Regions from separate parts of the Homo sapiens genome. Here region 2 is linked to region 1. A link is an interaction called in ENCODE POLR2A ChIA-PET data of the cell type or tissue named here. Cell type or tissue: MCF 10A. All regions are shown on one strand. Each heading gives the region's core, and the rest is flanking DNA. Links, peaks and the distances in the headings are about the cores only.

What was found. Peaks named below come from ENCODE experiments on the same cell type or tissue, not always from the same donor. Only the 100,000 strongest peaks of a DNase experiment are listed, where the experiment ranks them.
Region 2: POLR2A ChIA-PET joins it to region 1 with 6 read pairs; 2 of 35 experiments call an interaction of 5 or more read pairs at or near these places.

The regions. Positions count from the first base shown.
Region 1 is chr3:12,342,107-12,358,176 of GRCh38, forward strand. The region is part of intron 2 of PPARG (peroxisome proliferator activated receptor gamma); the gene reads left to right. Among named protein-coding and RNA genes, the nearest start is that of PPARG, 61 kb to the left of the region's middle. RefSeq lists an enhancer at 2,558-3,757. In MCF 10A, for the core only: no CTCF peak of the experiment used is centred there; DNase peaks (open chromatin) are centred at 8,245, 8,515, 9,255 and 11,865.
Region 2 is chr3:12,217,593-12,233,662 of GRCh38, forward strand. No RefSeq gene overlaps it. Among named protein-coding and RNA genes, the nearest start is that of PPARG, 63 kb to the right of the region's middle. RefSeq lists an enhancer at 6,443-7,171. In MCF 10A, for the core only: no CTCF peak of the experiment used is centred there; DNase peaks (open chromatin) are centred at 5,359 and 7,349.

The DNA of each region.
Region 1 (16,070 bases), core at 5,362-13,361:
ATGGAATAGGAAGTACACATCCCCTATGGTATATTCAAGCCTAAAATGTTTAACTTGAATCCAGAAATCCTTGGATATAGTGTCCAGTTTATAAGAAACACAGGGGATGGAGAATCAAGCTAAATGATACAACAAGAAAACAACCAGACAAATTCAGAGGTTGAGACATTCTATCTGATAACTGGCCTGACCTCTTCAATTAGTCAGTGGCCTTAAAATTAAGGGGAAGGAGTAGTCATGCTAGATTTAAAACAGCTTAGGAACATACAGCCAAATGCATTTCATCATACTGGATTAGATTAGGGTTGGAGCAAACCAACTATAAAGAACATTTGGGGTCAGCTGGGGAAATGTGACTATGGGCTGGGTATTGTTTGAAATGAAAATGTAATTAAATGAAAAGATGGAGATTATTGACTTGAAAAAGCAGAGGACTACCAGGAAGTACCATATCTCATTTTGATTAAAAAATACACATGCTGTATGTATGTGTATATGTGTATGTGCTTATGTATCTGTATATACATATGATCATACATATGCCCAGAAAAAGACCCAGATGCATAAACTTTAAGAGTTCAACATTGGTTATATCTGGTAGTGGAAGTATAATCATTTTGTTTTTACCAGTCTGTATTTTCTAATTTTTAACAATGAACGCGGATTGGTTCTATAATAATGAAAGGTGGTTTTTTTTTTTTAAACAAAAAAACCCCTACCTTTTCAGATAGAAAAGCAGCAGTGTATTCTTTCCTTCAAGGAAAATGAAAATGTTTCCTTGGAGGAAAGAAGATATAAAGACTAGAAAACACTCTAGTATCTTTAAAAACCACCAAGCTTTCAAATACAAAGATTTAACATATGTAAACTGTATTGTACTTCATTTGAAATTCAGTATCTTTACTAAAGAGATTTCTTTTATCCTATCCTACACACGTACAGTATTATTTAATGATGTGCACACAGAACTCTGCCAGCCTGAAACAGTAGGTCTAAGACACGTTTGTTGTTTTTGGCTCCCCTGTGTTGATCTAAATCACTGCCTAGTAGCCCTTGGAAATTTCTATCCCAAAACGTCCCACAGGTGCCCAATACCATGGATTCTCATTCCCCAAGTTCATTCTCACTCTTCTCTCTTGGTTGAGTCTTGCCTTTCTTCACTCTGTTCCCTTTCCTTGTTCCTGCCATCCAAAGCTTCTCTGTCTTTCAGGCTCATCTCAGATTTCCTCTCTTTCCTGAAGGCTTTTTGGATTCCTTCCATCTCCATGCACAGTCAGAAGGGCTCTGTTCATCTCTGAATATCTTTCGCACTCCATTGCATCTGGTTTAAATCCCTTCTCTGCCTCTTATTAGCTATGTGATCTCAAAACTCAATTTCTTTATCTGTAAAATGGTGATAATAAATGACTTCGCAGGGTTGAGGGCCTCAAGTCAGTGGCGAGTACTGCAGTAGAGGCAGAATACATAGCTCAACAGAAATTACTCTAGTAATGGTCATGATTGTTTGCACTTCTCTCAAACCACCTACTCGTATATTAGAGTGCATTGTGCTTGTCTTATCCTCTTTACTAAAAGTAGGAAAATGGCTTGAGAATTGATGCTCAGTCTTATTTATATTATTCTATCCCTAGTTATGTGATACTTAACTGTATTGCTCGGTATTTAGCAGCCCATTATCTAATCATAACATCACCCTCATTCTTTCTGAGCTTGTTTCCTTTTTGTGAAATGGGGCTACCATTCAATCTCACCGAATTTTTTTTTTTTTTTTTGAGACAGAATCTTGCTCTATCACCCAGGCTGGAGTGCAGTGGGGCAAACTCGGCTCACTACAACCTCTGCCTCCCAAGTTCAAGTACTTATCGTGCCTCAGCCTCCTGAGTACCTGGGAATACAAGCATGTGCCATCACACCCAGCTCATTTTTGTATTTTTGGTAGAGACAGGGTTTCGCCATGTTGGCCAGGCTGGTCTCAAACTCCTGACCTCAGGTGATCCACCCACCTCGGCTTCCCAAAGTCCTGGGATTACAGGTGTGAGCCACCACGCCCAGCCAATCTCACAGAATTTTTATAAAGTCTAGACAAATTTTTATTTTAAAAGACTTAGCACAGCCCCTGACAGCGTAGGCACTCAATAAATGTGGAATCTGAATCTTACTTAAAGCTAGTTTATATTTTCAAGTCTTCTTACTTTTACTAATGCTGCTTTAAGATATATTCTATAAGTTCAAATGTAAAGTTCTAGATTGGGAAAGAATTTATAATGTGTCTAATAAAGATTGTTAGAGACAAACTTTTAGACTGAACCATCTACTATTAATGGACTGATGAATCTTACCGGAAAATAAACATAAAATATACTCTGTGTTGCCTGTGGTTTAATTGCCATCAAAATTAAGTTTATTATGTACTGATTTCACAGTTACATTTTATTTTCAGTCAAATATCTATTTGTTGGTGTGAAGAAAATATGTCTACTTCCGCTAAGTGAACTTTAAAAATTTGTACTTGCTTTTGAAGATTCCATACTCTATATACCGTCTCTTCCTGAAGCGTATTTATGTAGCTCCTGTTAACATAAGAGCGATAAGAGTGTTGCTTGATGACTGCTCTTATTGCTTTATTAAAGTGTCATGTAAGATTTAAATATTTGATTATAAGAATTCATAATATAATTTTGAAAGCCTACTCTGTTCCAGACGCTGATTTATTTAAATCATCTCTAATTCTCACAACTCCGAAAAGATAAGAAAACAGAGATGTGACAAGGCTTGAATGCAAACCCAGGTCTGTTTGACTCTTTGTTCATTTTGAATAAAGACAAATTACTCAAAGCTTTACTGCCAAAAACTATTATCTGGTTCCACATTGAAACCCTATTCAATAGTTGTTATTATTTTCTTCTTTTGCTTTGAATAACCTCCCAGCATTGTTGTGAGTTTCAAACGAAATAAAAACACTATACAGATCCAAGGTGTTTTTTTTTAGAGTATTGTTACCTCAAAGTAGAAATTTTCAAATAGTAATGTTATCATTTTCTTAAGAGCAAGGAACTTTGTCAATAGAAACAAAAACATCATACCAGAAGAACCCCAGAATGCTGGGATGACTCATGAAGAATCTGTGAATGAGGCAAGAGAACATTCGTCAGCAAAATGACTCCGTGAACTGATGTTCAAATATTATCAAATTTTAATTACCGAGTCATAATTGAGTACTTACTTTGTAGAGAGCACCATATCTAAACCCTGTGGTGAATGATGACATTTTCATAGGTAATTCCTCCACATTAAGTGATTCATCATAGAAAAATGCTTTCATGCTGATGACTTCCACCATGACTGTTGGCATTAAGGATCATTGACCTGAAGAACTGATTTGAACGTCTTACTGCATCATTTTAATGAGATAGAGCATCGTTTGGAGCTTTGGACTGGGAATCAAGAAACCTGGTTTCTAGCTCAAACTCTGCTGCTAATTTATCTAGGTCATGCTTTGGGCAAATCATTTCATTCCTCTGGAACCCATTTTCCTTATATCAAAAATTAAGAGTTGGAATATGCTAATCTCCCTCCTATTAAGTTTCGTGAGCCCGTGATTTCAACAGTACGTAAATTTCCTTTAGTACAGTCACAGAACTGGTAAGTGACACCAGCTGAAACTGAGTGCAGCTCCGCGGCTCTACGCTTGCTGTAGAACCTTTGTGAATTCCCACTGTGCTTCACCAGTGACAGGATGTGCTACCCAATAAATCTCCATATAACTGATCTTGAAAAATTCATTGATAAAATCTGAAAACTGAAAAAGATACATGTTTTAGAGGTTTAGGTTTCCCACAACATGAAAATGTGTCAGTTGATAATATAGTTCATGGTATTTTACTATGCTAGAAAACAGCTTACTAGAGAATTTCAGATATTACATGCAACGACAAGTTAACATAGTTTAGGTGGGACGTCTTTGGTTCAAAGTTACAGTAATTTCAAAAGTGTTTAGTTGATCCCTAGAAAGTGGTTAAACAGGTTAGTCTCTTTTTCAGGTATTAGAGGGAAGTTAACTTTTGAAGCTGGGCAGAAAAGGAAGTTTTCAGTTGGTTTTTTCCTTTTGAGACTTTTAATTTATCATCAGACACTATTTTTTCAGATGAAAGTGCCTTTTATACTGTCACCTAGGTATGAGTCAAGTATGAAAAGGAAATAGTAACTCAGGATCAGAACATGAATAAGTATGCAATATGGAGAATTTCCATTAAATTTTAAATAAATGAATTACAGTCATATTATTCAGTATCTCAACATTAAAACTCAAAAAGACCTTAAGGATTATTCTGTTTTGTGGAAAGGGCTTTTTCTGATTCTAGAGATGAGAAATGTGGACCCAAAGAGTTGACACAGTAGGTTTGTGGCTGAGCCAAGACAAAAACGTAAAACCTAGGCTTTCTGGCTCCAATGTCAGTGTTCTTTTCTACTGCTTCTGAGTTAAGAAGACCTTTTTTTTTTTGATACCAAAGATACATTTACTGGAGTTATTGGCTTCTTTTTTTTTAAGACAGGGTCTCACTCTGTCACCCAGGCTAGAGTGCAGTGATGCGATTACAGCTCACTGCAGCCTCGGTCTCCTGGGCTCAAGCATCCCTCCTGCCTCAGCCTCTCAAGTAGCTGACACTACAGGTACATGCCACCATGCCTGGCCAATTATTTTATTTTTTTATAGAGGCAGGGTCTCACTCTGTTGCCCAGGCTGGTCTCCAACTCCTGGGCTCAAGGGATCCTCTTGCCTTAGCCACCCAAAGTGCTGGGATTGCAGGTGTGAGCCATTGCACCTAGCAGCATTATTTTCCTTTAAATCAAAATAATATAATTGTTTAATATAATTATGTCCATAAAATATATTACTTTTGAAAATCTGAACAAAATTACAGTTTTTGGTTAAAGAAGAATGGATTTGCCTTTCAAAAAAATGATACACGAGAGACTGAGGCAGGAGAATTTCTTGAATCTGGGAGGTGGAGGTAGGTTGCAATGAGCCTAGATTGTGCCACTGCACTCCAGCCTGAGGGACAGAGTGAGACCCTGTCTCAAAAAAAAAAAGACACAGCTGAGTGTGGTGGCGAGCAACTGAAATCCTAGCTGCTCTGGAGGCTGAGGCAGGGGGGTCACTTGAGCCCAGGAGTTGGAGACTAGCCTGGGCAACATAGCAAGACCCCGGTCAAAAATTTTTTTAATTTAAAAAATTTTCCAAAAGGGGCACAGATACATTGAACATTGACCTTCCTTTGTCTGCTTTTATGGGACTATCCGGCTTGTTGTGATGGTTGTGGTGAAATTTACATCCAGGATACAGGATTATTTGTTCTTCTCAAAGGAGTGTCCCATTGGCCCAGCATTTCTCTCATGTTGTCTCTCCCCTGGGACTATGAAGAAACCCTGAACTGATGCAACCACCACTTGAAAATAAAGTTCCAAGCCAATCTGAATTGCACTAGGAAAAGGCAGCCATTCTTTTGGGTAGGGGGAGAAGTGAGCTTGGCTGGTCATTCTGGTTGTTAGCAATTATCTGGCTTCCGTGGGAGCATCATCCAGAAATTTACATCTTATTGAAACAAGAAGAAAATGGATGCTATTATCAGTTCGTTAGGTCTCTAAACTCCTTCTTGAATGATACATGTGATATGGATGTGCTGTTCTTTCATTACTCTCATCATCAACAAAAACAATATGTGTGTTTTAATGCCAACCAGGGACTCTGCTAGGTTCTAGGGATGCAATGAGATCTAAATGCTTAACCTTTTAGAAGCTAGCATAAATGTTAGTAGCACTTACAGCATTAAATGAAGCAGATTTTTAAATGAGGTTATAGCAAAAGAAAAAAATACTGTACATACAATTTTATACCAATACTAACATAGCTTATTTCACACAAAAGAAAAAGCTATTTAAGCAATTTTAAAAATTCATATTCATTCTAGAGAATAAATTCCAAATTTATAGCAAAAAAAGAGTGAAGTTTTCATTAGCTTTCAAGAATAATGCAGGCTCCAAAGTATTTAATATTCTATATTATGGGAATATTTTATGTAAGTCATCCCAACACCAAGTAATGCTAAAAATAACTTTATATAGGTTCAATACCATGATTTTATTAACTATAGATTTTTAGACCTTTTCTTACTTTTTGTTATTGAATCATTCACAGCTTTTATTGGTTGAATTGCCTTCTCCTAAAAGTACCAAAGTGTGAAGAGTTTTTATGGCTGAGTAATATTCAGATTCTTGTAGCCAAAGACAGGTTCTGTGAAGTAATATTGAAGACTAAATGTTGAAGAGTAGCTTTCTCTAATACCAAGCGGTCAATTTTTTCAAATATCATGAACTGGGGTAGAGTTAAGTTTTCATCCTCCTCATTATAGAATCATTCCTCATTATCCCCATTCTTTCTCCTGCTGAGGATGTGGTGGTGTACTCAAAGTCACATCCATACCCTTCTGTCTCCAAAGTCCTAGGAGAGATGGCCCTCTTCTCAACCTCTACATTGCACAGAACCTTACATCCCTCAACAGAAGGAGTACATAGTGCATAAGGAAAGTGGTCTTTTACCACTCCTCCTCACTCTGTAACATTACCAAGGACTATCCTGCAAGGGGACCATCCATAGGATGAATAGCAATAGACTGCTGCATTGACGTGCAAAGTGCTGACAACCCATTGGTGTACAAAGCACCCTAAGCAAGATCTAAAGTTCTAAGATCTTATCATGTAAATCACCAGCATGCTGTTTTATGTATCTTATTGTAATATCCTTCCAATCAGTATTATAAAGGGCAGGACACTGGGGGAATCTTAAGGCTTTGAAGATAGGGATAGTCACGTGCATGTCTTATAAATTCTCTGATGATCATATACTGTTTACTGGTAGTAATGACTGTACTTAAACAAATATATTGTTTCTCATATCATTGCATGCCAATTGACCTTCAAGTTTAAGCCAATGAAAAGATCACTCTTTTAAGTATATTTGGATAATTTTGATATAGTTACATGTGAACTCATTAAGTATAGAAACCTTGGCTTATTATTTACCACCTAAGCCTAGGTCAGTACCTGGTGCTTAGTAGGTATTTGATGAATGATGGGATGAATAAATGTGGAAATAAGTCTTTTCAGTATCTAAAGACAAAACAGATACATAATAAGATACAAATGAGATTGGCTCATCTATCTTTATTTTCATTCATTTGAATGTCCATGTAAGCAAGTTATTTCTTAAGTGACCCAGCACTGCAGTGCAACTATCATTAACATAAAATATGATTAAATAATCCACATTGTATAACTGTTTTGTTAGTAATGTAGGGATGCTTTGCGTGTTGCTTGGTTTGTGTATGCTGCCAAAAGTGTAAGCAACATTTACTGAGCTGCTATGTGGCAGGCCCTGTGTTTATTAAAATTGTAGTTTTTGCTAATTGACTGTTTTTTGACACATCCGTCTTGTTCATCATTGTCTACCTAGCACCTAGCTTTAGGCTTGCCACATATTATATTGGCAATGAATATTTGTTGAACAAACAAATGCATGAAATGTAATGAGTAAGACAGGTTTTCGCTTTCAAGTAAAACATAGTCTGGGGGAAGACGGAATGTCAGAATGTGGTGGGTGCTATAGGAGTAGGTGTTATCAGATTCTGATGCTATGGAATAATAAATTGTTAAAATATGTAATCTTATGTTTCAGAAGCTAAAGCACAGTATGGGAACTATTAGAGGCTTAGAAGGCCTCACTACCCACTAGACTCAGAAGTTGAATAGTGTCTGAGAAAAAAGAGAATAGAAGTAACAGTAGATGAAGAGTCCAGAAGTGAGACCCTTTGAGGACATGAGGACAGGTGGAAGGACTGCATCTGTGTGTTGCCAAAGAGTAACAGAGACTGGTATAGGACTTGAGTTCAATTCAGTCATATCCTTAAGTATTGTGCCATCGTGTCTGGATTACTTTGTAGTATAAGTAAATTTCCAAGCATGGGGAGGAAAGGAGAAGCTCCTTTATTGAGAATTCAACTGAATATAGAGAAAACTAATTTTACACAACTGTAATCACTGTAGTCATTTGGACAAATTAGCAAACCCAAGTTTTGCTTTAACTTGGATTGCCTTAATAAAGATGTTTTGGGGCTTAATGGCACAGTTGCTCAACTCCCCCACTTTATTCCGTGATGTTCAGACCCAGCCAGCATTTCCCCATCAGGCTCTTGCACCATGATTGACAGGGACACTTTTACTAGTCCCCTTGAAGAATGAATAGTTACTCAATGGAGATTAACCAGATATATATTTATTTTACTCAGAATATCACGATAAGTATAATTCAGAGAATTATTGCCTTCTAATATACTGCCCTGTGTGGGGGCGTCTTTGAAAGTCCGCAAAGTCACTGCAATTCTAATAGGCCACTCATGTGACAAGACCTGCTCCCACATCGGTAATTTGGCACAGCTAGTATTTCTCCTTGCCAAAAAGGGCAAAGGCCTTGAGCAAGAAGCCAGCTTTTTCCTGATTACAAAACTGACCACAATTCCTCGCCAACCTAACAGCGTAAGTCTATTTTTTTCTGGTGGTGTGTTATTCTTCTCATAGAGAACTCCATTTTTTCATTATGACATAGCACTTATCGTTTAAACATCAATTGATGTTCAAACATCAGCTGGTGTAACATTGCTGCAGTTGCTATTGATGGATAAGCTGAAGTTTTTAAGAAAGCAAACCCGATGTATAAAATTGAAACCATATCAAACCCTTCTTCATTCTCTCAGCTATTTAATTTTACAGAATTTAGATAGCAGTCAGTATCATTTTGGGCTTCACAAATCAGTAGAGTAAGTACCTTAGGAATATAACATTTCAGTAGCATGCTGATACCAACGTTTAAACTATGGATACATATTTGAATTCCAAATTTTTCTTCAAATAATGTGATTAGAGATTCAACCAGGAATAGACACCGAAAGAAAACTTTGCCCAAATAAGCTTTCTGGTATTTCATAAGCAAGAGATTTAAGTTTTCCATTTAAGAAGCAATTGTGAATTTTACAACAATAAAAAATGCAAGTGGATATTGAACAGTCTCTGCTCTGATAATTCTAAATACAGTACAGTTCACGCCCCTCACAAGACACTGAACATGTGGGTCACCGGCGAGACAGTGTGGCAATATTTTCCCTGTAATGTACCAAGTCTTGCCAAAGCAGTGAACATTATGACACAACTTTTTGTCACAGCTGGCTCCTAATAGGACAGTGCCAGCCAATTCAAGCCCAGTCCTTTCTGTGTTTATTCCCATCTCTCCCAAATATTTGGAAACTGATGTCTTGACTCATGGGTGTATTCACAAATTCTGTTACTTCAAGTCTTTTTCTTTTAACGGATTGATCTTTTGCTAGATAGAGACAAAATATCAGTGTGAATTACAGCAAACCCCTATTCCATGCTGTTATGGGTGAAACTCTGGGAGATTCTCCTATTGACCCAGAAAGCGATTCCTTCACTGATACACTGTCTGCAAACATATCACAAGGTAAAGTTCCTTCCAGATACGGCTATTGGGGACGTGGGGGCATTTATGTAAGGGTAAAATTGCTCTTGTAGTTTGTCTTCCAGGTTGTGTTTGTTTTAATACTATCATGTGTACACTCCAGTATTTTAATGCTTAGCTCGTTGCTATCGCGTTCATTTAAAAACATGTTCAGAACCTTAAAAAAGGAAACCTAACCTAATCTATTTTATCTCTGTGCATGGCTCCCATTTCCTGAATTTTAAGCATTAAAGGTATAGTTATATCCAAAAACAATCCTGTTCATTTTTATTTCCTGAGTTTGCATAGATTTCCCAAGAATACATAAGGGCTTTTTAGACTTGAAGGGTCACTTTTTCCTCTTTTCATCTCATATGTTAGAGATCTCTCATAACTGTTTTTATCCCTCTTGCAGCACTTTTATTCCTCTTGAAGTACTCTCAGCTCTTTTCTGTTCTATTTTGAAATCTAGGTATTGTGTGTGCACTTCAGCTCTCCCAAAGAATTGTAAATTCCCAGAGTGTAGGACCAAGTGGTGCTCTTTATTAGATTTCTTAGGATACTTCCTAGCATAGTGCCTAATGCATTGCAGAATAGATTGTCGGAACCTTGAAAAATATCTGTTCCAAGCATCACATTTTATGCATAAAGAAAATGAGGTCCCTAAAACAGTAAATGCCTATTGCAAGTGACTACCTATTAACTTCTCTTCAGATGTGTCAGAATCAGATACCTCCTTTTCAATATTTCTTTCTTGGCCATTGCAAAATATAAGTTCTCCATTTCTATAGCTCCTTCTACTGGAGTTTCTTAGCACAGCCTTTTCTGTTTTGTATTGTCTCGTATTGATGTCTATATTTCTATTCATTTTATTTTTCTCTTCTCAGATTCTGTGTAAAAATAGATTGTTAGCTAGTGTGATTCATGTTTTATAATATAAGTGCTAAAGCATTAAAATTAAGTCACTTAATTGCTGAAATGGATGGCTTTACATTTTAACCTTTTAATTTTCCTGGAAGCCTGAAGTTTGAACATATTAGTCACCGTTTTTAAAATATAAAGCTTTTTAAAAATGAGTAAGAAAATGTTTCCTGAAGTACTGTTTTATTTTATTACAGTAATTTGATTCAACATGTATTTCTATCATCTAAGCCTCTTAACTAGGAGTTTTGTTTTATTCCATAAATTGTTGTTATTCTGTTTTTCTGCAAGCCATAAAAATTGTTGCTATCTTTCTTCAGTTATTAATTTAGCCTGCCTCAGGGCAGAATGTCCTGGCTATACTGTGAAATAGTTCTTGAGTCAAAATTTGATAGTTTTGTCTATTTTGAAAGAACATGTCTAGAATGCAGTGCAACAAATATCAACAAATAGGTTAACTGAGAGGCAAGTACTGTTTGTGGTAAGGGATGGTTATGTGATTCAAGTTAGTTTTCATTCTGTGCTAATCTCTAATTTTATGCTTTGAATTTACTCTGAGTTTAATTTTTTTGAGTCTCAATTTCCTCTAAAAGAATGATCCAGTACTTTTCTTCCTAATTAACATAGTGCAGAATGAAATTATTAGCAATTAAAACATTATATTTTGTACCAATAATTTAACCCTTGTCTTATAGGGTCTCTGGCTACTACTTCTTCATAAGCACTGTTTCTCTGTTAAAAATGTGAGCTCCTAAAGGCCCAAGACCTATGATTGTTACTCCTATTGCATTTTGTAAATGACCTTTAAATAATTACTCCACCTCTTCCAAAACAGACAGACTTAAAAATAAATTAGCTATATGATCATCATTAGCCGAGGCCAGCAGAGTTGAACACTGTGGAGTTGAGGTATTTGGCATGGGTACAGTAGTCCTCTTAGGTGCTCCTTCTTCCTCATCATAGGCAAAGTGAAATTGGGGGTGTTGCAAATGGTTGGGTACTGCTATTTAAGAAAAAGTGGCACATTTAGTGTGAATGACTCAGATATCCAGGTAGATTGGTCATATTCATGAGATTAAAAATCTCGACTACACTTAGCCACTATGCCCAAAGAGGACTTCCATACTTTTTCCAAGGCTCCATCATTGCTGTGACCCCTTTATATTATTCCCCTTTCTCTTTTTATCAAGAGCTCCTCAAGCAACCCCAAGTAACCTCATGCTGGCTCTGAAACCATTTCCACTAGTAAAAATTGGCAAGATTGAAGGGAAGCTTCCACAAGCTCAAGCTGAATATGCCTCCTGCTTTTAGTGCCAGACTTAGTCCTGTGTGAATTCTACAATTTTAAGTCGTTGCACCAGAGCCTTGAAAGATGATGACACACTTGTCCTTTGGAGCTGATTGAGCAATGGAAATATGCCTTAGAGACATGATAAATGCTGCAATAGACAATCCTTCAAAACGAGTCTCTCCTGAGATAGGAGTGAGTGATTGATTGCATGCCATTTTTATTGAGGGATACTTAATCTGTGGTTACATATCTCCAGGCAACTGTATATTCAGAAACATTTAGATAACTGACCAAAGTTTTCACCTTTCCAGAAGTTTAAAGGGACCCATGTAGTACCAGGGAATATAAGGACCAGTCCTTTGTTGGCCACATATTTGCTGTGTGAATTTAAGCACGCCATTTTTCTTCTCTGGCCTTCTGTTTCCACATATATTAACAGAATACACAGGATTAATGGGAGGATTAAATGACACAATACTTGTGCAAGTAGATCTAAAGCCCTATATGGAATTTATTGCTTTAGCCTTGTAGCGTTAATCACTTGTGGCTAGAATAGAAGGCTCCGTTTAAAAAAAGAAAAGGCTGGGTACAGTGGCTCACATCTGTAATCCCACAACTTTGGGAGGCCGAGGCGGGCAGATCACGAGGTCAGGAGGTCAAGAGGTCAAGACCATCCTGGCTAACACGATGAAACCCTGTCTCTACTAAAAATACAAAAAATTAGCCAGGCGTGGTGGTGGGCGCCTGTAGTCCCAGCTACTCAGGAGGCTGAGGTAGGAGAATGGCGTGAACCCAGGAGGCAGAGGTTGCAGTGAGGCTGAGATTGCGCCACTGCACTCCAGCCTGGGCGACAGAGCGAGACTCCATCTCAAAAAAAAAAAAAAAAAAGAAAAGAAACCTACATTTTAAACACTTTATGGATATGGAAAAACAAAAACCGCAGAACTCTTTATTGCACAAGAGTAAGTGGCAGTTATATGAATGAAGCGGGGCATCCGCATGATCTCCTGTGAGTGTTTTGAGAAGATGATCAAACTTAGAGAAAGCATCTTTGTGTCTAATTTTTTTAAATGATGAAATTATTTCCCACTTTCATTAATATTTTCCTGTGAAGAAATTGAAGTTATTCTTTGGGCCTAAATAAAAGTGACAATTACATGTTTTCTTCTCAGAGGCATTGAGAAACTTGGATTATAATGTTTTTCGTACACTGAAGTAGAAGTCCAGAAAAGATTTGAGTTATTGACACAGATCTTCTTTTTTTTTTGAGACAGAGCCTCACTCTGTCACCCAGGCTAGAGTGCAGAGGCCTGATATCATATTTCACCACAGCCTCAACCTCCCTGGGCTTCGGTGATCCTCCCACCTCAGCCTCACTAGTAGCTGGGACTACAGGCGTACCTTACCACACCCAGCAAATTTTTGTAATTTTTATAGAGACAGGATTTCACCATGTTGTCCAAGCTGGTCTTGAACTCCTGGGCTCAAGGAATTCTCCCGCCTCGACCTCCCAAAGTGCTGGGATTACAGGCGTGAGCCATCGCAGCCTGCCCCTGAATTCCATAATTTCACGTGTAATTAGAATTCAAGACCTTTTTCTTGAATATTACTCTTGTCCATATTAATTTTTTTCTGAGTATGGCTCTAGCTTTATCATTTTTTTCTGACTTAACTCTGATTAACCTCTTTTTTCATCACCAGTACTTGGCAGATTTTGTAGATTTCTAAACTCTGAAAATCACTGTTTTTCTGAAAACTGTCATTTGTCTCATACTTTCCTCCAAAATTATGAATTATAGGAAACACCCCAAAGAAGTATCATTTACATTAGCTGTTTACAAGAAAATACAGGGTTTCATTTTTAATTTTATTTTCCCCTACTATCTCTAAGGAATACAACTTGTCTTGAAAGCTCCCTGACAGCAGCTATCCATTTAATCTGCCAATTGCAGTATAAAAATTGGTTATTAAATGAAAAACAATTGTATACCTCTCACAGAGGTTGTCATATATTACTATTTTTGTCAGCATTCTCACTTATAACTCTGTTAGGATAATCCTGGGAAAATTTCTAAAATCTTCATAGCTCTTTCGTTAGGTACATATTCCTTGAGACAGAGGAAATCTGAGCAAAGTAAATTTCTTCATTATCTTAGATCAACAAAAGTGATACAGAGCTTCTGTCCTGTTAGCTCCCTTTGGACGCTTAAAATAGGCACTAGAGGTTGTCCAGTAAATGCTTCATATCCATCTACTAGTGCTGAATATTTGTGAAAATATAGGTGATAATGAATTAGACTCGTTTGAATGGAATTAAGTTTCTGTAAAGTTTTACCAGATTGTCTTTTTTTTGTTTTTTGTTTTTTGTTTTGGTAAAAGCAGTTTTGCACCTGTAACTAATTTAAAGACGAAGAAATTGCACATGTAACTGATAGCAACTGCCATCCAACTCTTATAACCTCAGAATCAAGATCACGTGGCTATTTGAGTACACAGTGTTTTAAACCGTGTAATTTTTATTTGAGCAAGGGATTGCCAACACAAGATCGAGGTTCCCACAAGTGGTGAATGGCACTTGTGGTTAACACTGTAAAGCAGATTTAAAACAGTCAACTGTCAATTGCCTACAAGGGAATTATTCCTCATCACCTCATGCCAGGTTTTTATATGGCCTTTTAGCTGACCTTCTAAATGAGAAACTTTGCCATCCAGTGCAAACTGCCAATAGTCCTAAAATGCCTATCTTTATTATCAGTCTAATAATATTTATTGAGTGCCGATTTTCAAGGCACCATAGTGAATGCTGTGAAATCTAGACACTTTTTCCCTGGCTTTCAAAGCTCTTTATAATCCAGGCATATTTTATATATTTTACCTTATTTCTCACCACATTCCAGGCATTGGCCTGTCTTGCTCTGTTCACACTAATCTCTTTGTCCCAAGAGTAAGGCCGACCCACCCTTGCTCCAAGCCTAGTATGTCTTGAAATGCCTTTCCTAATTCTTCCATCTTTTCAAATCGTCCCTGTCCTTCAAGGTCAGCTTCAAGTAACCTCTACTCCGTGAAGCATTCTCTGAATTCATTGCTGTTCATTGCTCCCTCTCTCCTCTAAACTGAAAATGTGTTCAGAATATCTCTCTTCTGCCGCTTCCACTGCCTTCAGCCCAGTCCAGGACACCGTCTGTGCCTGGCTGCTAGTCTCTTGATGGGGTTTTCAGCTTCCATCCTAACCTCACAACAGCCTAGTCTCAACCGGTCACCCACAGAGATGATGCTCAAATGTGAGTCAGATCCGTCACTCCACCCATAGCCCTGCAGTGGTTCCCCATTTCACTTGTAACAAAAGTCCAAGTCTGGCCCCTACCTCCTGCCCTACCCCAGCTGACCCCTCTGGTCTTCTCTCTCTCTTCCACCCACTCTGCTCCAAGCACGCCGGCCTCCTTGCTGTTCCTTCCACATTCCAGATGCTCTCCTGCCTTCGTGCACCTGCCCCAGCTCTTGTTCCTGTCCAGGACCCTCTTCCTCTGGCATTCTCTGGGCCACCTCTGTCAATTCCCTATAATCTTGGCTCAAATCTTACCTTAGAGTGAGGGTGACCTTGGCCTTCCCTATCCTAGGACAGGGGAATTACATATCCTCCCCATTGCCCTTCCTCCTCTACTCTACAATTTCCTATTTAAAAAGCATTTATCGTCTTCTAACATGCCATGTAATTTATTGGTGGATTCTATGTATTGCTTACTGTCTGCTTCACCTCCCTGGAATGTTAACCGCATGAAGGCAGAGATCTTTGTCTAGTTTGTTCACCCACTGATGTATTCCAAATACCTGAATAGTATTGCTCATTAATACTTGCTAAATGAAAGAATAGAATCCTCTAACACTTACGGCTTCTATCACACAATTTAGCCCTGAGTTCAAACTGTCTGGTATTATTTCCTGTTTTATGTATTCCCTAAGCCAAATCATATAGTCACTGAAGAAAAGATCCATGTTTTATTCTATATTCCACAAATGCCAAACACATAATAAGTATAATCAGGTCTTGTTGACTTATTAATACCAAGCTGATCTCCTAAGGTCAGAGACTGGAATATATTTAGCAAATAAATACAAAATTTTAGTGTATGTTAAATATTATTCTAAAACCAATGCTAATATAAACAAACCAAGTACTGGATATGCTACAAACCAGGCACAAATATGTTTTGAATTATCTGTTAGTTAATTTGCACCGTGTCCCTCCATTAGTTTGAGTAGCATTCATTGAATATCATTTGAATATTAATTTAA
Region 2 (16,070 bases), core at 2,584-10,583, 130 kb before region 1:
CTGACCTCGTGATCTGCCCGCCTTGGCCTCCCAAAGTGCTGGGATTACAGGCGTGAGCCACCATGCCTGGCCAAACAAACATTTCTTAGCTAAGATGAGAGAAGAACTAACCACAAGAGAAAGATAAAGATAAATTTAACTTCATCAAAATTATAATCTTCTGCTCTCAGAAGGACACCACAAGAGAAATGAAAAGGCAAGCCACAGACTGGAAAAAATATTCATAATACATGTACCTGACAAGGCACTTGTATCTAGATAATCTAAAGAACCCACAGATTGGGCAAAAATATTTGTAAATCACATAAATGATAAGCATTTAATATCCAGAATATATAAAGAACCCCTACAACTCAACAACAAAAAGACAACCAATGAAAAACTGGGCAAGGGACTAGTATAGATATTTCTCCAAAGAAGATATACAAGTGGCAAATAGTACATGAAAAGATTATCATCTTCATTAGTCATTAGGGAAATGCAAATCAAAACCAGAATGAGATCCTACTTTACTGATGGCTGTCATCAAAAAACAGAGAGAGAGAAATTACAAGTGTTGGTGAGGATGTGGAGACATTGGAACCCAGGTACACTGCTGGTGGAAATGTAAAATGGTGTGGCCGCTTTGGAAAATGGTTTGGCAGTTTCTTCAAAAACAAAACATAGTGTTGCCATATGACCCAGTATTTCCACTACTAGATATAACCAAAAGAATTAAAAACAGAGACTCCAACAGATACTTGTTCACAGCAGTGCTATTCACAATAGCCAAAAGGTGGAAACAATCCAAGTATGCATCAACAGATGAATGGATAAACACAAAATGGTATTTCCACACAATGGAATATTACTCAGCCATAAAAAGAAATGGAGTTCTGACATACACTACAACATGGGCGAACCTTGAAAACAGTGTACTATGTGAATTAAGCCATACACAAAAGAACAAATATTGTGTGATCCCACTTTTATGAAATAATTGGAATGGGCAAATTCTTAGAGACAGAAAGTAGAATAGAAGTAACCATGGCTGGGGTTGGATGTGGATGATAGGGAGTTACTGTTAAATGGGCTGAGTTTTTGTTTGGAATGACAACAAAATTAGGAAATAGAGATGACTGATGGTTGCACAGCACTGTGGATTACTTAATGCCACTGAATTGCACACATAAAATGGTTAAATTAGCTAATTTTGTGTTATTATATATTTGCCACATTTTAATTGTAAAATGAAAATGCAAAAAAGCCTATTTCTCCCTCTTGTTTTTGTTATTGTTGTATACTTTTAAATTGTATACATGTCTGGCGGGGCACGGTGGCTCACGACTGTAATCCCAACACTTTGGGAGGCCGAGGCAGGCAGGATCACCTGAGGCCAGGAGGTCGAGACCAGCCTGGCCAACATGGCAAAACCCTGCCTCTACTAAAAATACCAAAATTAGCTGGGCATGTATGCATGTTATAAACCTCTCAATACATTGTTATTTTTGCTTCAAACTTTAAACTGTCTTTTAAAGATTATCTATAAATTATCTTTTTTTTTTTTGAAGACGGAGTCTTGCTCCGTCCCAGGCTGGAGTGCAGTGGCGCGATCTCGGCTCACTAGCAAGCTCCGCCTCCTGGGTTCAAGCGATTCTCCTGCCTCAGCCTCCCGAGTAGCTGGGACTACAGGCGCCCGCTACCAAACCCGGCTAATTTTTTTGTTATTAAGACGGGGTTTCACCATGTTAGCCAGGATGATCTCAGTCTCCTGAGCTCGTGCCTGACCTCGTGATCCGCCCGCCTCTGCCTCCCAAAGGTGCTGGGATTACAGGCGTGAGCCACTTTGCCCGGCCTATAAATTATCTTTTTTTTTTTTTTTTTTTTTGAGACGGAGTCTCGCTCTGTCGCGCAGGCTGGAGTGCAGTGGCGCGATCTCCGCTCACTACAAGCTGCGCCTCCCGGGTTCACGCCATTCTCCTGCCTCAGCCTCCCGAGTGGCTGGGACTACAGGCGCCCGCCACCACGCCCGACTAATTTTTTGTATTTTTAGTAGAGATGGGGTTACACCGTGTTAGCCAGGATGGTCTCGATCTCATGACCTCGTGATCCACCCGCCTCGGCCTCCCAAAGTGCTGGGGTTACAGGCGTGAGCCACCGTGCCCGGCTAAATTATCTTTTAAAGTTATTTTTAAAAAGAAAAATTTAGTAGATCCAAATTTCAATCTGAATTCCTTATCCTTTAGCCTGAATAACTTCCTGTACCATTTCTTGCAGTGCTAGTTGGCTGCTGATGAATTCTCCTAGTGTTTTCTATTAATGTTTTTCTTTCACCTTCATTTTTTAGAGATATTTTCACTGGATATTTTTTTCTTTCATCATTTAAAAATCATTTGGTTTGCATGGTTTCTGAAGAGGGCAGACATCATTCTTATCTGTGTTTCCTCAGTATTATAATGTATCTTTTTTCTCTAGCTGCTTCTAAGAGACTCTCTATAATTTGTTTTCAGCCAATCCATTATGATGTGCTTTGATATAGTTTCCTTTGTGTTTATCTTGCTTGGGATTCACTGAGCTTCTTGAATTTATAGGTTTATAAGTTGGTGGAGTTTTTTTTTTCTTCAAATTTTGGGGGATATTGTCCTTTATTTCTTCATTTTTTTTTCTGTCTCTTCTCCTTCTTGGGCATTAGACCACTTAATATTCATTTTAGGCCCCTTAATGGTCACACAAATTACAAAGTTTCTCTTTTTTTCCAGTTTTTTTTCTTCTCTGTTTAAACTATATAGTTTCTACAGCTATGGCCTCAAGTTCCCTGATCTTATTTTGCATTTTTGCATTGTCTAAAATGCTGTTAATCTCATCTGGTGAAATTTTTATTTCAGATATTGTATTTTTCAGCTCTCAAATGTCCATTCAGCTTTTACATATCTTCAATTTAATTTCCATTTGTATTCACATTTTAACTTAAATCCTTGAATACATTTGCGGTAGCTTTTTAAGTTCTTGTCTGATAATTCCGCCATCTGTGGCATGTTAGGGCCGCCTAAAATAGCTACAGGTCACTTTTTTTTTTCTTTTTTGCTTCTTCACAAGTCTTACCATTTTATATTGTATACTAGATATTGTGATGTTTTGTGTTGGTGTATGTTGTTATCTTCTTTCAAAGGGTATTGTGGGCTTTTTGGCAGGCAGCTAAAATACTTGGGGATCAGTTTGGTCCTTTTAAGGCTTCTTTTTAAGTTTGCTATGTAGATACAGAATCACCTAAGACTATAGTTAGTTGAGCCCTCCTTCTAAGGCTTGATCTTTCTGGGACCTCTACTGAATGTGCCAGGTGTTTAAAGAGGTCTGTCCTTGAATGCCTCCTAGCATTGTGTGAGCTCCAGGAATTGCTTCTAGCATCCTGATAGTTATGTTTGCCCCTGTTATTAGCCCTGCCTTGTGTAGTCTCATTCTGTGGGTGCTCAGCTTAGTATTCAGCCACAGGCTGAAGGAGAACTCATGCAAATTTCTGGAGCTTTTGCTCTGTGCAGCTCCTTTCTCACCATTACTCCATCCCAAACACTTTGTCTCCTCAGCCTCCCAGAACTTTAATCTCGGCCTCCTCAATCACCAGACCCCCATATACTGCCTGAGTTCCCCCTCCCTGGACTGTAGTCCAGATAGTGCCTTCAGCAGAAAGCTGGGGTGAGCAGAGGGCAACCTTGTTTGTCTCTCTTCTCTCTTTTTTTTTTTTTTTTTTTTTTTGAGGCGAAGTCTCGCTCTGTCGCCCAGGCTGGAGTGCAATGGCGCGATCTCGGCTCACTGCAAGCTCCGCCTCCCGGGTTCACGCCATTCTCCTGTCTCAGCCTCCCAAGTAGCTGGGACTTGTCTCTCTTCTCTTAAGGATCATGGTCCTGTGCTCTCCTTTGTCTAATATCTGAAAACTGTTGTTTCATACATTTTGTCCAGCTTTCTGGTTGTCTCCAGCGGGGAGAAAAACTCTGGTACCGGTTATTCCATCATGCCTGGAAGCAGAAGAGCTAGAATCTGCTCTCTGGTTTCATGGAACAATGATGGCTTATGTGTTCCCACTCTAGGTAATGTAAGGATGAATGAATGAATATGAATGTAATATAGTAAAATAAATTACCAGTGATGTAATCAGATCTCCTATAGCTTAAAGAAGCTTTAACTTCTCACCTTAAACAAGATTACTTTGTCATGTTGCCAGTTTAATTTAAGGTCCGTTCTTCCTCCTAGGCCATGCATATTCCAGATGCTATCCCTTTACAATGGGCCTTTAGTTACTCATTAACCCCACTGGAATGCCACCTTTAATGACATTAGCTATCTTCTGTGATTCTCTGCAACATAAGGGTAGGAGCATCAAATACACCTTATTTCCCTGAGGTACAAATAGTAATCTCCAGCTTGCTCCACTGATGTTGGAAATAAGTCATCCAACCATGTTTTTAAGGTCAGGCACGCTAATTTTTGTCTATCTTTCCATGGAGAAAATAAGGTTCTCTTTATATGATATAAAAGTGTAAGTTCTGCTATGGAGATGATGGCCAATCTCACTCAATTTGTGTTTGGGGTATGGATTTTGTTAATCATGGGGGACATGGTGAATCGAAGTGGGTCTCCCATATTTTTATGTATATTTTCTGACAGTCTACTCTTCAAGGCTTGTAACATATTAAATAATTTATATGAGTGAGAAATTAATCATTACATGAAGTCAAATCTCTTAGGTATAAAAATCTACGGTTTATATTAATTTGCGTTTTGCCTGGTGTGCACTACACAAGATATTAAGCAACTAAATGCAAAAAGGTAAGTAAAGGAGACACAATTATTTTCACGATTTAATGTTTATTCAAGTGCTCACAGCCTTCCTGGTGCTGCACTGAAAATACAATATAAGCAAAACTGGAAAACAGGTGGATTTCATTAGCAGAGAGGTTGTCCAGGTATACAGTGGGTTTCACCTTCCACACTATGAAAATACAGCAGTCTATGTGCATGTCAAAAGTGCCACATGAGCCAGGAGGCTTGACTGAGACAAAAAAATGTTTGGTGAGGGGAGGAGAGAGGCAGATTTGTATGCTTTTAAGATTAGAGGATTCCTAATTGTTTTCATGGCATAAGGATCTTATAGGAGTTGTTAAAAAGAGTTTAAGGTAAGAAAGAAAAATTCCAGTCCTTTAATGACTTACAGGTTTTCAGCACATCCTAGTTCTTTGACTTTATGAATGGGAAAAGGTAGCATGTATCCACTGGCTTAATCTAAGTTGTCAACAAGCCTTCTCTGAAGTTATTGAAATAAGAGGAGTGCCCACAGTTACTAAAGATCTTCCGGTGATAAAAGAGGAATTGCATAAACTTCTGGCTGCGTGCATTAGAATGATTCAGTGTTTCACAAAAAAATTTACTCCCGTTGACTCTCCAGTTAAGTAAAATTTCAGGAATACTTTCTCCTCATATTTGGTTGAGTCAGTCCAAAGACAAGAACTGCTCGCTCCTGCAGCAGTCATGGTTTCTGAAAGCTGGTCAGAGAGTTGCTTTCATTGCACCTTCTTCATCTCCATTTTTCCCCAAATACTCACTTTTGACTGAATGAATGAGCAGGATTCTATCATACCTGCAAGCAGAAAGTTTTTCTAAACCAGGTTAGCAAGGGCAAGATGGCTGGTGGGCTAAGAGCATGCTCTGAACTCCTTGCAATTGAGTTGCTTAATTCACCTGAAAAACCTGCTCCTCTTCTCTTGCTTATCAAGCATGTGCGTAGGGGACCTGATTAAGGAAGGATAGAAATAGGATATAAAGGCACTGCCACAAATCTGCAATGTGAACATCTACCTAATAAACCCTTTGTTGAAGGCCCATTAACCTTTAACTTCCGGGTCTATGCATACTGTCAACACTTGACTCTACAGAACTTTCAGAGAATGGCGTGCAGTTTGGATAGCCCAGTTTTCTGGATGGCTGTGAATAAGCAGTCAAGCTTTTAAAAAATTAACTGTTCTGGAAGGAAATCATCTGAAATTTGTTTTTCCCTTATAAACAAAATGTATAGAATACCATTTTCTTGAAGACATAATCATTATTATTCATTCATTTATTTATTTATTTTTAGATATGGAGTCTCACTCTGTCGCCCAGGCTGGAGTGCAGTGGTGCAATCATAGCTCACTGTGGCCTTGATCTCCTGGGCTCAAGCGATCCTCCCTCCTCAGCTTCCCTAGTAGCTGGGACTACAGGTGTGCACCACCACACCCAACTAATTCTTTCTATTTTGTGTAGAGATGGGGCCTCATGATGTTGCCCAGGCTGGTCTTGAACTCCTGGGTTCAAGCTGTCCTCCCGCTTCAGCCTCCCAGAGTGCTGGGATCACAGGTGTGAGCCACCATACCTGGAACCACTTTTAATTTGTTATTTTTAACTGGATATGGGCATAGGAATTATTATTGCCTGGTTTCTTGTGCAGAGACTCCCATATGAATAAAGTTCATTGACTGTGGTGCATAGACTTGGTGACATATATTTCATCTGCTCAAAGACATGTTTTACTGTCTTTTTTGGAAGATGTGTTCCAAATAGATGGGGCTGCTTGGGTTTCATTACTATATTATATAGTTTTGAATACACTGAGGAATTAATTCCCATACTACCAAATGAAATAGCAGATGCTGTGGTGCAGGGCCCCAAATTCCCCCTTCAGGACTAAGGCCTTCTTTGCCCAAGCAGCACATATTGACTGCTCAAAGCTCACAGCTTAGTTTCTCTGTGGGAGTCTCCGTCAGCCACAGAGAGCTTCCCCCAAGGTTATGTGCCCTCCCTGGGTGCAGCTCATATCCAGTGATCAGTCAGTGTGGGTATTCAAAGGCCCAGCCTCCCTGCCTTGACCGGAGACAACTTTGAAAGGCCACCCCAGCTCCAGAACTTTCTGTGGGACCAGTGGAGGCCTCTGTTGCAACCGTATTGCTTCCCTCACTCCTTTCCACTCCTTTATTCACTGAGAGCAGTCCCAGCGAGCCTCCTGCAAGCAGATCTCCATCTCAGAGTCTGTTCCTCAGGGAACCCACCCTAAGCACGGCAGCACAGTGAGTAAGGAGTTCCCAGGCTGACGTTAGCCAGCCAGTCCTTCACACTCCCATGATGTGAACATTTTGCTTTATGGTGGTACAGCAGGTCCCTGAATCACATAGTCAGTTCATTCTAAGTTTGATGAGAAAAAAACCTATCCCTGGCCGGGGCCACTGCCTGTGTGGAGTTCGCTCGTTCTTCCCATATCTGCAGGGGTTCTCTCAGGGCACTCCGCTTTCCTCCCACATTCCAGAGATTATGCACATTAGGTTCTTTGGCGTATCCCAGTGTGAGTAAGCGTGGGTGTGTGTGAGTGCGCCCTGCCATGGGATGTGAGTGTGGTTGGTGTGGGTGTGTGTGAGTGCGTCCTGGCTGGGGCTGGCTCCTGCCTTCTGAGCTGCCTGGCTGGACTTTGGCCACCTGAAACCCTGAATTGTTATAATTGGGTAACTCTTCTTATTTGTTTTTATTTATCTTTTTAAATGTATGTGTAGCTCACATTTATTTCAATGTTTACTGTTAGAAGTGTTTTGGTCTTTATTTAGAAGTTTGGTGGGTTTTGAGACCAGAAATATGCCATAGGAACTTAACTCTTGTTTACATTGGTCTATGGTAAAATTGGTTTCTTCAATGAAATCCCTATCAAAATACCAATGACATTCTTCACAAAAATGAAAAAAAAAATCCTAAAATTTATATGGAATCACAAGAGATCCCAAATAGCCAAAGCAATCCTAAGCAAAAAGAACAAAGCTGGAGATGTCACACTACCTGACTTCAAAATTTACTACAAAGCTATAGTGACCAAAACAGCATGATTTTGGCATAAAAACAGACACATAGACCAATGGAACAGAACAGAGAACTCAGATATAATTCCACACAATTACAGCCACCCCATCTTCAATAAAGATCCCAAGAACATACACTACGGAAAGGACAGTCTTTTTAATAAATGGTGCTGGGAAAACTGGATAGCTATAAACAGAAGAATGAAACAAGACCTCTATTCCTTACCATACACAAATATCAAATCAAAATGGCTTAAACACTTAACTCTAAGACCTGAAAAATGAAAGTACCAGAAGAAAACATGGGAAAATGCTCCAGGTCTGGGGAAAATTTTTTATATAAGACCTCAAAAGCACAGATAAATCAAAGCAAAAATAGACAAAGAGGATTACATCAAGCTAAAAAGCTTCTGCACAGCAAAGGAAACAATCAACAAAGTGAAAAGACAACTCGCAGAATGGGAGAAAATATTTGCAAACTATCCATCTGACAAGGGATTAATAACCAGAATATACAAGGAGCTCAAACTGCTCAATAGCAACAAATCAAATAATCTGATTAAGAAAGTGGGCAAAAGATCTGAACAGACATTTCTCAAAAGAAGACATACAAATGGCCAACAGGTACATGAAAAACTGCTCAACATCACTAACCATCAGAGAAATGCAAATCAAAACTACAATGAAATGTCATCTCACCCCAGTTCAAATAGCTTGTATTAAAAAGACAGGCAATGATAGACGGTAGTGAGGATGTGGAGGAAGGGGAACCTTCATACACTGCTAGTGGGAATGTAAGTTAGCATAACCATTATGGAGAAGTTTGAAGGTTCCTCAAAAAACTAAAAATAAAACTTCCATATGATCCAGCAACTACACTACTAGGTATATATTCGAAAGAAAGGAAATAAATATATTGAAGAGATACTTGCACTCCCATGTCTATTTCAGTGCTATTCACAATAGCCAAAATATGGAATCAACCTAAGTGCCCATCAATGGATGGATGAATAAAGAAAATGTAATATATATACACAATAGAATATTATTCAGCCATAAAAAAAGAATTAAATGCTGTCATTTGCAGCAATATGGATGGAACTGGAGGCCGTTATGTTAAATGAAATTAGTCAAGCACAGAAAGACAAACACTGAATGTTCTCACTCATATATGAAAGCTAAAAAGTAGCTCTCATGAAGGTAGAGAGTAGAATAGTGGTTACCAGAGGCCAGGAAGGGTAGGAGGAAGCAAGGCGGAATGGAAGGGAAAAAAGAAAATAAATGTATTTATTACCACTGAACTGTGCACTCAAAAATGGTAAAGATAGTAAACATATATATTTTTACCTCAATAAAAAATAAATAAAATTTTAAAAATTGGTTTTATTATACGTTGTTTTGCTTAAAGTTGCAATTTCCAAGAACCTATTGAAGACACTGAGTGAGGACCTCTGCCTTGATCTTCTTCTACTTCCACTTCTTGATTTCCGTATTTTCTAGAGAATTCCTTCGAGTGAAGATTTTATAGTTTACTAGTTGAGATCATGAAAATCAGGTTTCCAAACATAGATTATAGATTATAGACTATAGACTAACATTTACTGCATTATTATCATTATTATTATTTTGAGACAGGTCTCACTCTGTTGCCCAGGCTGGAGTGCAGTGGCACCATCTCAGCTCACCGCAGACTTGATCCCCTGGCTGAAGCGATCCTCCCACCTCAGCCTCCCAAGTAGCTAGGACTACAGGTGCACACCACCACACCCAGCTAATTTATTTTTGCATTTTTTGCAGAGGTGGGGTTTCTCCATGCAGGCTGTACTGCATGGCCTTTATTGAAGAGGTTTTATGTCTTTGCTTCTAGCCTATGAAGTGTCCGGAATTTTTCTTATAATTTTATTTTTTAAATGTTAGAAATGTTTATTTTGACTGTCTTCTGTTTTCTTTCTTCTTTTATACCAAAGTTTATGCTCCAAAAGAAAAAAATGTTTATGAACACACATTTTCCTGTCTTGGCCTTCTTCAGATTCCGTTGCTCTGATATTCTTGCTGCAAAAATTTAGACAAGTGTTGTATACCTTCATTCTTTGCTTTGACGTAAGGTCTCCATCCTAGTATTTTGACAGTTCGCTCTGATAATCTCTCTACTGCATTAGTTCCACCTGGAAGTTTCTAGTCCTAAAATACTGAAGTAGCCTGGTTAACCAAGTTACATTCAGGGATTAGAAAAAGCATTGGAAAAAACTTTAGTGTTCCAATGTAGTGCAAATGTTAATTTAGTTAAATCACTTATGAGCAAAAAAAGTATCACTGATCAAAACAAGCACACTCTAAACTAATGTAACTCATTTCACAGACTATCTGTCGTCGAAGGGATCTTAGAGATCACCTGATCTAAGTCCCTGATACCACAGATGAAGCCCGGAGAGGAGAAGTGAATTCCCCAGAGTCACAGAGCTGGGTAATAGTGACAAAAGCTGGAACTTGAAGCTAGGTCTCTTGATTCAGAAAGCTTGGTACTCTGCCACATAACCACTGAATTCCTTTTACTTTCTCTCCAAATCACTCCATGAACCAAGAGAATTTTCTTGACTCAGTACTTTGGTGACCACAGTTATTTTAACTTCATTGCTCTGTCAACCTCAAGTGGGTTTCTGGCATTCCCAGTTCCTAATTCGGTTATGCAATCCATCAGCAAAATTTGACCAACGCAATTTAGCTTGGGTGAGAAAATGTTTAGGCACTTTCATCAATAGTTTTTTTTTTTTTAAGCTTGATGAGACCATTTGATCTGCTGCAGGTGAACCCAATGTACTAAAATAATTGTTAGGACATGTGCACGTTCCTTTTATAAAATGCCTCACATAACATACATCTCTGTGTGAATTTTAGCCTCGCTTTGTGGTAGGATGAACCTCTTTTTCTGACCAAAAAGTACATGCAAATTGGTTCACTTCCCATAAACTTGGGTTCCATCTAAACAAATTGGTTAATTAAATAAGTAACAAATGAATATCCAATTATACAAATATTCATCAGGGAGGGCCATCAGGGTGAGCTTTCGACGTGAATAAGCGTCTTAGAATTACTCAAAAAAGATAAGAGTGGTGCCAAGCTGGGGGATTCTATTTCACAAATATTTCCCTTTCATATCTCTGGTCTTTGTCAATCTCTTTGGAGTCACCAAGGCAGACAAGCAATTGACAGTTTCTTGCAGTAAATTATTTTGCCTGGAAATCCTGCATAGCAGGTATTGCCTGACTTAGCTGGAAATGATAAACTAGCAATGTTGCTATTCGAGTTGGGAGGACCTGAAGGAGCATAAAGCTACCTGCTGTGTTTTCATATCTCCTAAAGGGAGTGATAAAGAACTTCAGTTTAATGGAGGGGGTTGGGGACGGGGTGAAGAGAGCAAGAAGAACCAGACTTCTCCAAAGCCTTCCCTTTGGGTTAAACTACCCAGAGAAAAAGCCAAACCCAGCCTTGATCACAACTCCATTCTGCAGCAACATCTCCAAAGATATCACAGATCTACAAAGATCTGAGTTATAAAAATCTTTCCCTGGCTTCTCCTGGAATGTTCTGAACTGGCTTCTTAAGAAGTGTTCTCCTGTGTCTGGTGTGGGTGAATCTGACGTGGCTTCTTGTATTTGCCAGAGGTGAATGGACTGTGCCAAAATGACCCACATCCTTCCCAGGGGTTTGGTGGGTGCTGATACCTAAGGTACTGCAGGTATTTTAGTGTCCTGCTGCCTGTCTGGAGCCAGGTGGCCTCATTTAAAAATTCTTGAGCCTCATTCTGCACTAGCCCCCACCACCACCATCACCGCCACTAACCTCCTGGCATTCTTCCCTAGGGCACTGGGATTCAGGCTGAGACCTGCTTTCTTACAGAGATGTTTCCTTCCTATCTGGCATATCCAGGTAGAAATCACGTTTCATAATGTTTTTCTCCTTTTGTTCTCAGATGTTCTAAGTCGGCTCCCTGCAGCACATGTCAACATTAGAACACCTGGGGCAGAGCTGGCTCCCAGAACAAAAGGACACTGCCAACAAGCTTGCTTAGTGTTTCTCTGCAGTGGAAATCTTGGGACTGCGGCCTGCTTAGAAATACCCGAGATAATGCAGGGGAGAAAAAAAGTGCAAGGCTTCCTATTAGAACAAGATAGAAAACCACATAGATCGTTTTAAGGAAGCTGAGCTTTTGACTGGACATGAGGGGAAATGGCGTAGGGAAGGTGGCCTGTCACTGCCCCGCTTTTGTTGAGTGTACTTTGGGCTTTATTTCGTTGGTCACGATTGCAGCAGGTTCTGCTGCTGACCTTCTATCAAGATGGTCCCTGGGTAATGTGGGGTCCAGCATCAGCTCTTGAGGAAAGTGGAAAGGCTGCTGAGTGTATGCGCCACAAGAAGCCCCTCCCTCAGCTCTGTCTCTCAATCACTAAGAATGTTGATTCACTAAAGTCCAAACTTGCGCTGGCGCCATCTTGGCCTCTCATGCCCTCCCTGGTCTCTCTCCGTCACCTCCATAAAAAGCTACAAGTGAGTCAGCTGCAACGGGAAAAAGGAAAGAGGTGTGTTTCTGGCTCCCATACATATGACTCTGAGCAGAGAACAACTGCAAACAAAGCCTTAAACCTGAAACTCTAAAGGGCAGGGTGTGGGAAGGTTTGCGGCCCGGTGCGGGCAAGGTTGAAGTGGCATGTTCAGCAGGTTGGACATGTGTACTTTCCTTCCATTTAATAATTAGAAAGGAATGAACTCTCCCCACTGAACTGCGGCCCAGCTCTGGTGCTCCTCGTGGAAAATACCACTTAAGACAACACCAAGCTTCAAAGCCCTTGCATTTCCTGGCCAAGGATAAAGGGTTCCCTCTTTCCCTGCAGTGAGTCCTACCCCTCTGAACCCAGCGCCAGTTACTCATGTTCTAGAATGTTTATTAATTAAGTTTGGCTTCTCTGGTTGATTTTGCAGAAAGATTTTTTTTTTCACACTTTGAAATCAAGCATCTGCACATGGGTTGGTTGGCAGTCTGTTTGCAGACAAGGATGCAGAAAGAAAAGTCCTTGGACTCCATGCCGTGTTGTGTGGCTGCAGAACGCTGCCTCTAGTGCCATTCCTCAAGGTCTGCATAACTAGAAGAAGTTATCTGTGTTGTTAACAGGAGACAATATCACCCTGTCGTACCTCTGTGGAATGTTGCTAGGTAAGAAATGAGAATTGTTCATCCAGGCCTGCAGAGGCCTCTCATGAAGGACCGGCAGATATTTTGCAGGAATCCTGGATTGTTTCCCTTGATATGAGGCTTAAACATCTAGAAAAACATTATGAAATGTGATTTCAATCCACCTGGCAGTAAGGGACCCTGTGGTGTTAGGTTTTTAAAAACTCACACACACTTATAACCATGGAGACAAGTTTTAGCCTGTACCTTGGAGCCCCTAGTTAAATCCCAGGAGACAACGCAACAGAGAATGTGTAGGGTGGGATTCAGTGGACTCGAGTCAGACCACCCAGGTTCCAATCCCAGCTCCTTCACTTATTAATGCTAAGTAGGAGACAGCGACAAATTACTGAACCTCTTTGTGCTGTGGTTTCCTCATCCTTAAAAGGGGAACAATAGTAGTCCCTACCTCGCAGAGTTGCTACGAGGATTAAATTATATTTGTAAAGTGCTTAGAAGTGTGTCTGACACATAGTAAGCTCTATATAAGTGTTTGCTAAATAAATAAAGGTGTATGTTGCAATTGTATTAGTTTGTGAGGGCTTCTATAAGAAAGTACCACAGGCTGGGTGGCTAAAACAACAACAATTGATTGTCTCACAGTTCTCGAGGCTGGAAGTTCGAGATCAGGGTGTTGGCAGGGTTGGTTTCTCCTGCAGTCTCTCTCCTTGGCTTGTAGACGGCCACCTTCTCCCTGTGTCCTCACGTGGTCTTCCCTCTGTAGCTGTCTGTGTCCAAATTTCCTGTTCATAGAAGGACACCAGTAATATCAGATTAGGCCCTGCCGGAATGACCTCATTTTAATTTAATCACTCCTCTAAAGGCCCTATCTCCAAATACAGCCACATTCCGAAGTACTAGGGGGTAGGACTTCGACATAGGCATTTTGGGGGGTGGGTAATGCAATTCAGCCCATAGCAACACTTTTAACATGAGCTCCTCTGGCTCCAGGGGGACTGTGTGCAGCTGAGATAGACATGTGTAATGGCAACTACCAAACCACATGCAAGGAGGCTCTTCGATCTGTGTGAATCATCTTTCAGCCCTGGTATGTTCATCCATCAAACTCTTATTTTATACTATACTCACAGGCTGGGCCTCTTCTGGGGACTTTAGGAGCACATTTCTTTAATTGGTCAAGTCTTTCATTTTCAAGCTCTATTGGATTCTCCCTAGTCCCGGCGTCCTTTTGCTAAAATCTGTCTTTGATAGACTTTGAGTATGTTGCTCATCAATCAATCCTTCATCTTTCCAGAGTGTCTTGATTCTTTAAGACTGCTTGCACACAGACTCAACCTGTTCTGTTTTTTAACTAATTTGATAGTTTTGTTTCTAATTCTTCATGGCGTGCCTTAATGGGTGGGACAGAATGCTCTGTATCTCACCACGCATGCAAGAGTGTTAGCTTATGAACAACTGGCTTGTTCTGATGGGGAAGGAAGCCCAAAGAAATACCATAGGAGTCATTAATTTTAGAAGTAGTAATGAAGATAAAATCCAAGTGTAAGTTTGAATAAAAAAAGGAAATTTAAAAATCAAGAATCCCCCCAAACCTGAAGACACAGTGGATTAGGCTTTGAGCTTCAGAAGAGCAGTTTACTCTTGGTTGTCTAGTACTCTTGTTTTTTTTTTTCTTTAATTCTCCATGGTGACTAATGTAATTTTGAACATATATAAGTGCTCAATGAATATTTGTGCATTAAAAGCATTTGATTGAGGCTAAAGTTTAAAAGAGACTATCTTAGGGCTTATCTGCAGAAAATTTATTAAATTCATTAATATGTAAAAGTACAAGTAAATGACTCAAAGGGGGTTTGAAAATATAAATGACTCAAAAGAGACTCAGAAGTAGAGGGCGTTTCTCATATAGGACCATTTACTCAAAGGGAAAAATATCAAAAATATTCTCATACAAAGAGGAACAATCTACTTAATTTGAGATAACAGTTTAACTCTCCTGCTTTAAACTTAAGAAGAGAAACAAGAAATCATAGATGATAGAAGAAGGACATTTGCCTAGTTCATTTAAACCAAATCCCTCAACAGAGGCTCGGAGAGATGAATTAACTTGTCCAAGATCATACTGGATACCAAGCTGCTAACCTGATTCCCATATCCTATGCTTCCTCCTTTCTCCTGGTGATCTGGTGATTTATTTAGTACATAAATAATTTTTAATAGGCTTCAGTTTCAGAAAGCATGCACAGTAGTCAAGAAATGGGTGCAACCCACCTGTTCATTGACAGATGAGTGGATAAAGCAAGATGTGGTCTCTCTTACAGTGGGATGTTACTCAGCCTTAAAAAGGAGTGAGTGTCTGACACATGCTACACTATTGATAGTCCTGTGTCAAATGGAATAAACCTGTCATGAAGGAACAAATACTGTAGGAATCCACTTATATGAGGTTTCTTATGTAGTCACATTCGTAGAAACAGAAAGTAAATGGTGGCTGCCAGGGGCTGGACGAGTGAGAAATAGGGAGTTGTTTAATGGGAGCAGAGTTTCAGTTTTGCAAGATGAAAAGAGTTTTGCGTGGTCACACAACAGTATGAATATACTTAACATTACTGGACTGGATTCTTAGAAATGGCTAAGAGGGTAAGTTTTATGTTAGGTAGTTTTTTGCCACAATTAAAACAAACAAACAAACAAACAAATAAATAATAAATAACGGCTGGGTGCAGTGGCTCACACCTATAATCCTTCAGAGGCCAAGGTGGGAGGATCACTTGAGCCCAGTAGTTTTGAGACCAGCCTGGAGTTTGAGACCAGCCTGGACAACATAGAGAGACCCTGTCTCTACAAAAAATTAGAAAATTAGCCAGGCGTGGTGATGTGTGCCTGTAGTCCCAGCTACTCAGGAGACTGAGATGGGAGGATCCATTGAGCCCAGGAATTTGAGGCTACAGTGAGCTGTCATCACACCACTGCCCTCTAGCATGGGCAACAGAGTGAGACCCTATCTCTAAAATAAATAAATAAGAGAGAGAGAGAAA